Regions from separate parts of the Mus musculus genome. Here region 2 is linked to region 1. Evidence: chromatin loops called from intact Hi-C (ENCODE). Cell type or tissue: heart. All regions are shown on one strand. Each heading gives the region's core, and the rest is flanking DNA. Links, peaks and the distances in the headings are about the cores only.

Region 1 (4,390 bases), core at 88-4,087:
GCTGCTACTTGATAGGTTCTAGACTTTTTCTGGATCTGTCTTCCTGTGGACTAAGACAACATTGGGATGCCGCCCTACAGATAAGCATCTGGTTTTTGAAGTGCTGAGCTCATGGTGACTGCCTTAGGTTCTTCATTTCTCTGTGTTGTTGTTGTTTCTGGAAAGCATTGTGACCATCAGCCTAGCCTGTCCATAAAGTTGTTCAGGAAAGTATTTTCCACTGTCTTCCCCCCTGCTCAGCAGGTGTTAACCCAGAAGTTGTCCATAGAAGCCACTCTCTCTCCTGATGATGATATGGTGATGAGGGATAGGCTGGACTAGATAGAACTACTCAGACTCAGATCTCAACTCCACTATACATTAGCAATGACCTTGCAGAAGAAAGTTACTCCCCATCCTCAGGGGAAGGGGGCAAATTACATCTCACACAGGTCCGGTGTAGGTCCTGGGGGAGACTCGGTCTCCAATCACCGCACCGGGTTTGCACTTAAGGTTTCCTGTCATTCCCCAAGCCTGTCTTCCTCCAGCTCCCTGGTCCATTAGACCCTAGACCCCTGCTTCAGATTTGACACACAATGGAAGCCTTCCATCCACCACTAAATTGTTGGTGGAATCCATCTATAGCTGTCTCTTGCTAAAACTGTCTTCTTTCAGAGCCTGATCGTCCCCCTGCCCTACCCACTTAACCGTACTACTCCCACCCCCAACCCCACCCCCACAACAGATCACTTGGACCACTCTTCTTATTATCATTCAAATCTAGATCTATGTAGGGCATAGTGAAACACGTCCTTAAACCCAGCAAATTTCTGTGAGGCCAACCTGTTTCTACATTGTGAGTTCCAGGCCTGCCGGGGCTATATAGTGAGACTCGGTTTCAAAGGAACAACAACAGATCTAGATCGAGTTCTCTCTGTGGGATTTCTGGGGGAAAACCTCTACTTAATCTGCCTTTGGAAGAAGACTACAGGACCAACTATCCTTGGCATTTCTGGATGAATGCTGGGTTTTCTCTTTGGCCTTTCAACCCAGAGCCAGCTGGCTTCTCTTGAGTAAACCGGAACTCTCTTGTTTCCCGGTTGTGACAGTTAGCTTCACCAATCATTTTAATTCAGGCACCCAAAGGCCGAAGGACCCTATGGCTCAGGCCCAGCCACTGGAAAGCAAGCACCAGCTGCGCACCCTCCTGACACCTACAATCCAATGAGTAGAACCTCCGGTCTTTATCATGGCAAGATCTCTCAAGGTCATTCCGGGGAAGCCCCTAGATACTCCACAGCCGCTTCTGCCTATCACACCTTCCCAACTTCCCTGCAGAAGCCTTGGAGGCACTGAGCAAGCTCTCTACCACCCCACCTTTACATTTGGGGGCGGAGTTAGACAAACAAGAGATCTGAATATAAGCTCACAAGGAGTAAATAAAATGAAAAGGGAGAACTTTTGAAGTTAGTTGTCCCTGCCTCCTGCGCTCCTAACATCTCCAGGTAACTCCCATGGAGCGCACACACAAAGATACCTTGTCACGAGGCACCGGGGATTGCTCTCCCTTTAGACACCCCAGCCCTTTTCCTGGAAGGTGACTTTATTCCACAGCACGGGGCTGTTATTTTTTCCTTAGGCCAGGGTTGGGAGTTTACACCCCACGTCTCTGGGAACACTGGCGCGTCTGTGAGCAAAGTTGGCTCTGGCGTCCTGAAGGAGGCGTGCTCGGGGCGGAGGGGCAAAAGAACGTCACAGTGGGGCGGAGTGGGGACACTGGCCGGGAGACCCGGAGGAAGGACACCCGCGCTGCGTGTGCTGTGGCGTGTGCCTCCTAGTTTAAGGTAGGAGTTGGGCTGAGGAGAGACAGAGCCAGCCAGTCAGATTCAGGAAGTTGCGTTCCTGACCTCAGTAGCAGAGCTGGGTGCGGTGAAACCTCAGCCAGGGACGCAGGGGGCGCTTTCCTCCACATCACACTGGTGGCACCCACTGACCGGCAGCGCCGCCTCTCTCCCGGGACCTGGCAGTGGGAGGGAGAGGCAGGAGCAGGGACCCAGACCTCACCCTTGTGCCCAAGTCACTTCAGAGCACCGGAACAGAGCCAGCGGTCCCGCCGGCGGGAAGCCTTCCAACGGACCCAAAGGTGAGTTTCAAAACTTTCTGTATCGCTTTGTGCTGTTGTTTTCAAAATAAGTTTGGGAGCTGCCCCGCTGTGGAAGGGGACTTTCCCATAGAAGAGTGAATCCGCCCCTGAGAGAAGTGAGATAAAGGGGTTATTTCTAAGAAGCCGTTTGCACAGTTGCTTTCATTCTTTCCTCCTAGAGGTCTCTCACCTTCTCTCTGCTCCTGGCCTGACACATGGGCTCCTCTGGAGTTTGGGGTGGAGTTCTCAGCTCCAGTTGACACCAGCTGCAGGTAGGAGCCATTTGAAAAGGACCAGATGGACATTGTCTAAACGGGCAAAGTCAGTATTTGAGATGCTCCTAAAATCATACCCTCTGGGATTTAAAAACAAAACAAAACCAAACAAACAAACAAACTCATTCTAAAAGAAACTATAATTTCAATGGGGCTAAAAGACTTACCAGACTGAAAATGTGGCCTGGAGCCAAGGGGTGGAGTGAGATCTGTATGCCATTCTGAGTCTCTAGAGAGTTTGTGTGACACATTTTTTTTCCTGAACTTTCCCAACTCTCTAAATGGTCCTTGATCTTCTTCCCACCCAGAAAGGTGGATTGGAAAACACAGCAGGTCCTGTTTTGAAGGGCTATGTAGGAATGATTTGTGTAACAGTAGTTAAGTAAATGATAGCCGGATAGCTGTTGTTTTCAACACCAGTCCTGCCTATCTGAAAGGGAACCCAAAGCAAAGACTAGTGCTTGCCCTAATGAACACCAGCCAGCCAGCCATGAGAATCCGCAGGCCTGCTCTGCCCAGTCTGCTCAATGAGGAAGGCTAGGAATGCAGCACCCAAGCCACTCCAAGCTCCTGCCTGCCAAAGCCTTTATGCTACATCCACCATTGGAAAGAGAGAGAGAACCTGGAGCTAATTTTAGGGAATCTTCATTCTGAAGTATTGTTGGGGACCAAGAACAAGTCTTAAATGGACACGGGTGCATCTTGTTCTTAACCCTTTTACAAAGTTTATCAACGCCACCTAAAGAGCCCTGCAACTGAAAGGTACTGCTGCGTTAAACGCAGCTGTGTCTGGTTTGTTTGTGTTTTGTAATTTTTTTTAATTAAATTTTCACATTCTATAGTTATGGGTAGGATAGTTTTGCAAGGGTCTCTCCTAGCTTTGAGCTAAAATTCAGATCTATCAACCACTTAGTCTGATATGTCTTCCCTTGGCCTGGTACCTCCCTTCTTCTGAAATTCTGCCTCCCCTTCTATACCCATGACACCGTTCTAGGAAAGAGGCCCATTACAAAACAACATTTCGGGCACTGTCAACATTTTGCCTACAGAATCAAAAGAGGTGAAAGCCACAGGATCAAACCCAAGAAGATAATAAACAGTCAGCAGGCTTCTGCACCAGTTTTAACGTGGAAGGGGCACACTCATTAGCTAAGCATCACTGTACCTACTGTGTGTTGGGCAATGTGCCAGGGCTATGGAATCTAAGGCGATGATGTAGTTTGTACTTTCAAAGAGCCACCAGACTGGCAAATAGACACTAGGAAACAAACCACAGTTCAGAGCAATGTACATTATATAATAGTAAAAAGTGAAACCATACAAAGGATGGAGCAATGGTCGTCTGGGAAGACAGCACTTCAGAAGTGGTGCACAATCAAGATCTTGAATATGACTAGCATTTCCCAGGGAAGAGGTACTGTGGGCAAAGAAAAGGCTTTCCCGAAGTCAACACAGGAGCAGCATGGAATGGGGATTTGTCCTCTCCTGCCAAGAGCGGAATGTCTTTCAAGGCATACTAAGCCATTATTAGGTAGTGGAATGGTCCTCTCAGATTTGTGTTTGGAGAAAGAATTACTGGCCAGATGAGGGAAGAAGAGAAGTAGGGGAGCTACATGGGGACATGGACACTGAGGGATGTGGGCTAGGGAGATAGCTTAGGCTTTCCTGGGATACCCGGTAAAGGAATTCCTAAGACTGTGACTTAATCCTGGATTAATGGAGCACAAGCATGACTTATCTGTTTAACTAGGTGAGTGAATCTCTAGGAATCACCTCCTCACTTAAAAAGGAGGATGAGGAATGTTTAGTTCAGTTGTAAGGTCTGCTAACACCTCTCCAGAATGTTAGTTACCAGACCTGTGTGAGGAACTTGTCTTCATTGGAATGAAGAGAACGGCCTGCTGAGGCTGCTTGCAAAACCTGGCAGAGTCACTTTCAGATCTGGATGCCAGCCCCAGGTCCAGAGCTTATGTACTTGGCATAGGGGCAACAA
Region 2 (4,390 bases), core at 209-4,208, 66 kb before region 1:
CCAAACATATTCCACTTTACTTCTGATAGACTGTCTTGAATTTCCTTAGAAAGTTCAAGATCAGACTTACCTCGTAAAGCTGTACTCACTGGTACTCTCGTTCCCCAGCTGAAAAGTTCTGAATTCATACAGTTGAATCCTTCTTAACAGTCTGCTTTACGGGAACCTTTATTACCGCGACCCGCAGTTCTGGTTCTGGAATGAGGGATCTTCCTTGCGCCAGTCCCGAGTTTTTTTTTTTTTTTTCTCGTCCCGGAATTCGGCACCAATTGTTATTAGACGCGTTCTCACGACCGGCCAGGAAGAACACCACAGACCAGAATCTTCTGCGGCAAAGCTTTATTGCTTACATCTTCAGGAGCCAGAGTGCAAGAAGCAAGAGAGCAAGAAGCAAGAGAGAGAGAAAACGAAACCCCGTCCCTATTAAAGAGAATTCTCCTTCGCCTAGGACGTGTCACTCCCTGATTGGCTGCAGCCCATCGGCCGAGTTGACGTCACGGGGAAGGCAGAGCACATGGAGTGAAGAACCACCCTCGGCACATGCGCAGATTATTTGTTTACCACTTAGAACACAGCTGTCAGCGCCATCTTGTAACGGCGAATGTGGGCGCGGCTCCCAACACTTTCTAGCAGGCATTGACTGCAAATAGCCTCTTGGTTAGCTGTGGGGCTTTGTGTCCACCTCTTCTCAGTGCTGGAACTTTGTGTGGTATGGACCCATGCAGGTCTTATGCAGGCTGCCACCATCTCCATGAGTTTTTATGGGCATCAGTCCTATCGTAGCTGGAAGACAGTTTCCTTGGAATCATCCATCACATCCGGCTCCTTGTGACCATTCTGCCTCCTCTTCCACATAGATCCCTGAGCCTTGAAGGGAAAGGTTTGGTGAAGACATCCCATGTAGGAATGACTGTTCCAAAGTCTCTCACAATGTCCAGGGTCTCTAATGTCCATTGTCTCATAATATTGTGGGTCTCTGTGTTATTTAGCATCCATTGAAAAAAGACCATTTTCTGATGAAGGCTGAATATGACATTGATCTATAGGCATAGAAATATGTTGTTAGGAGTGACATTCTATGGCTATGTTTCTTTAGCAGAGTAATAGCAGTATGTTTTCCCATAGGGTCCATAATTTCTCTAGTCTCAAGTTCTTGGACAGTTTAACCATATCAGGTATAGATTCTATTTCATCTCATGGAGTAGGTTAGGATAAAAAACCTTCTAAACAATTTTCTATTTATATCAGTCAATAACAAGTAAACGTACCCTCCTCTCCTAACCTCTAACCAACATGAGCACACCACAGCCTACCCTGTTTCATCTAAAAGTTCTTGGTATTCTCTGAGTTAGCTCTGGAAACTTATGATATAATTAAAGGGTTAGTGAGCAGGTGGATGATCTCCCACCCAAATCATGAGAGGATTTGGGTGATAGGAATTCTCCTCAGAAGAGCTCATATAATTGTCTAGTGAAGTACTGTCATGTTTAGAATCATCAACAGAGCTAAGCTGATCTTGGTGCTGGCAAAAGCCTAGGATTCAGAGAATCAAAGGTCTCAGAGGAGCAGAGTGTAGTTTGTGACAATACCCAGAACCCATCCTAGATCTGATAATCACTCTGGAAGGCGTGGGGAACAGGACAAAGGAGAGGCTCAGCAGCTCAGTCAGGTAGAGAAGTTCCAACAGATCTGTGGGAAGAGGGAAGAGAAAGGCGTTCTCAGGGAGCAGCCTGCCAGAGGCCACAGGCAGCTGAAGGAATGCACTGCATTCCACATTGGCTAATGACCTTGCCTGTCAGAACTGTTGGCAGAGGCCCTGATTACAACTGTGAGAGACTGCTGCCTCCCTAGGGTGATCCCCCAAAACCAAGGGAAACATTTGAGATGTACTAATAAAAGCTGTGAGAGAAGGCCTAGAAATATCTGTGAAGAGAAACTCCTAGAAGCAAGGGGCCTCTTGCCTGTCAAAGATGGAGTTCTAAGCCTTGGTGTCTGGAATATGGCTGTAAATCCAATTCATTTTAATGTGTACAGATGAGTGAATACAGAGCTTTAAGTCACAAAAGTTGAAACGTCTTAGATTTGATGCACTATTGGAGTATCCAGCAAAGAAACATATCACTTTGCCCATGTACCCTGATTCTTACAAGTGGGATATTATAAAATATACATTCGATCTTTGGACATAAGAATACCTAAACCTTGCAACCTCTATGGTGATAAACATATCTTTAATGAGATCACTTGTGGTTGAGAGCTATGAATCCTTTAAACTGTAAGACTAGGCTGTCAGGAAAGGAGTGCCCACTTGTGCAGTGGTGGCTTTATTGTTATGATGGAGGTAGCAGCCAAGTGCTCTATGACTGGAGTTGATGCCCACACTCCACAAAAAGGACTCTATCCCTGGTACTATCAACATGGCCAAAAACCCACTCTGAAGGAAATAATAAGTCTGGGGGAGGGACAAATACTCTTCTTTAACTAAGATGACACAATATTAAGTTGCCTTCTAGTAGTTTTCATTTATGTCCAGATCCATCCCCCTCAGCCTCTCCCCACCACATCCCCCATCTTCCTAGATAGCCATAAATGCTTGTTTATTTTCCTGTCTTACTTTCTGGACTATAAAGACATGCTTACAGATTTCTCACCGGACTTCTTCCTCCAGGGATGCCTCTGGCAAAAGGAGAAGACTTCTCACTAAGTAGGAATCTAGAGACTGTAGGAGATGCTCCCCCACGGCAATGTTCCTGGCCAATAAAAGACCTCAATTCAAGCCATTAAAAAACGTATTATTGCCACTACTATAAAAATCTTTTCCTAGATTAGTCTTTAAAGTTAGATCAGACATTAACTACCCTAGAAATTATGCATAGTGTTTTTTGTATAGTCAAAGCACTTCCGCATCCATCAATTAATTTTGATAATTTACCATCATTAGCTAGCTAATTAAATTTGAAAATGAACCTCTAGAGGAGAAAGACCAATTTGAAAATATTACTTCAGGCAGATGTCCATGGGCTCAGCTCCTCCTTTCTTGACCTTCCATAAAATTAGTGAGCTCTGGGATGGAACGGGGCCAAGCAAGAGTCCCCTGGGTTTTTCCTCCTCCTAATGTAGGCTAAGCCCAATACTGGCCTCTCCAGAGCTTCCACAACAAACAGGCAGGAGAGACTCCTAAAGTGTCATCTTCATCAGGATCACAACATCTTTATATTCAGCATCTCTACTACAAATGCATACAAAATATAGAACTTCTGGCCCTTGCTCTTGCAACAAAATTGGGAACAGGGAGGTAAAATGGCAGTGATTGGACACCAAGCCTCACAGGGTTTAGAGGAGACTTATGAAGGGGCTGCACAGCACTAAGCATTTGTGTGTCTCCATACACTGAAACTCTAACCCCGATGTGATGAATCATTAACTGTATCCTCTGGGAGGAAGATAGCTGTATCCCTAATAAATGGATGAAGCATCTCTATGCAGAAGCCCCACGGTTAAAAAACATAAAAAGTAAATGTCTGATATATCTAACACCTGCCTGGTGCTAAGGCTGACACTATAGGTGTGTCAAGGAATGAGAGGAAGTGTCTTAATGATTTCTCTGATGGTGGCTGCCAAGATTGAATAGAAAAGCACAGGGAAGATGAAGAGAGAATTACTGCCTGTGTTATTATTCCAAAGAACTTAAATTTGGGTTTGCATGAGGAATGATGAAGAAAAGAAACAATCTCTCAGCCACTCTCCCCCTCATTGATTATACCTTGCGAAGGTTAAAGGTAATTATTAAGAAGCAAATGAAAATTCCTATTGTGTAGATGTCACCCAGTTCACAACACTTCTCATTGCAACTCAAAGATAGTTGCCTGTACAAGGCACCAAGGAGGATAAACGCTGTGGAAGAGATAAAGGTACCTTACAAAGCTCTGCTTGGGGAACTAAAGCTGCATATTACAAGACAAGTCTACTTCTTAAATTTATTTCTCTGTCATACATCGAAGCCAGGACCTCTCACCTGAAATCTGTGGTGTCCCACTGCTCAATACAAAGGAGAGTGGGAATTGCCTGGTGCGCGCACGCACACACACACACACACACACACACACACACACACACACACATTGCAGTCACATAAGCACTGGGATGCTAGAAACATTTTTGTGGAATGTTAGCCCCAGAAGTAACTTGATAAATCCCCATTTGCTTACCAAAGATGTTACTTCTGCAATCCATTAAAGAACTCTGCAACCCAAGTATATAAACAAGTCTTACACCCACAGTAACCATCAACACTCCTGGAAGCAGGCCTACACCCTGCTGGCTCTGTTCCAGGGGCAGGAAACCATGTCATACTGTCCCTTTCATGATCAAGCTGGACTCTGCACTTTTC

Evidence for each region. A loop is a pair of places that touch in the nucleus more often than their neighbours do. Peaks named below come from ENCODE experiments on the same cell type or tissue, not always from the same donor. Only the 100,000 strongest peaks of a DNase experiment are listed, where the experiment ranks them.
Region 2: it touches region 1 in a loop (2.1-fold over the local background); 1 of 42 quality-filtered maps calls a loop at or near these places.

What each region holds. Positions count from the first base shown.
Region 1 is chr1:160,042,632-160,047,021 of GRCm38, forward strand. It overlaps 4930523C07Rik (RIKEN cDNA 4930523C07 gene), which reads left to right and starts at 1,749. Exons shown (of 3, transcript NM_001162896.1): 1 at 1,749-2,122. Gm37294 (predicted gene, 37294) reads right to left here and starts at 1,686. Exons shown (of 2, transcript NR_168324.1): 1 at 1,517-1,686. In heart, for the core only: a CTCF peak has its summit at 1,931; DNase peaks (open chromatin) are centred at 1,210, 1,720, 1,970 and 2,900; H3K4me3 peaks cover 1,774 bases; H3K27ac peaks cover 1,206 bases.
Region 2 is chr1:159,976,230-159,980,619 of GRCm38, forward strand. It overlaps Gm31493, which reads right to left. Exons shown (of 4, transcript XR_003948748.1): 4 at 1-1,040. Among named protein-coding and RNA genes, the nearest start is that of Gm31667, 46 kb to the right of the region's middle. In heart, for the core only: no CTCF peak of the experiment used is centred there; a DNase peak (open chromatin) is centred at 1,802; H3K27ac peaks cover 471 bases.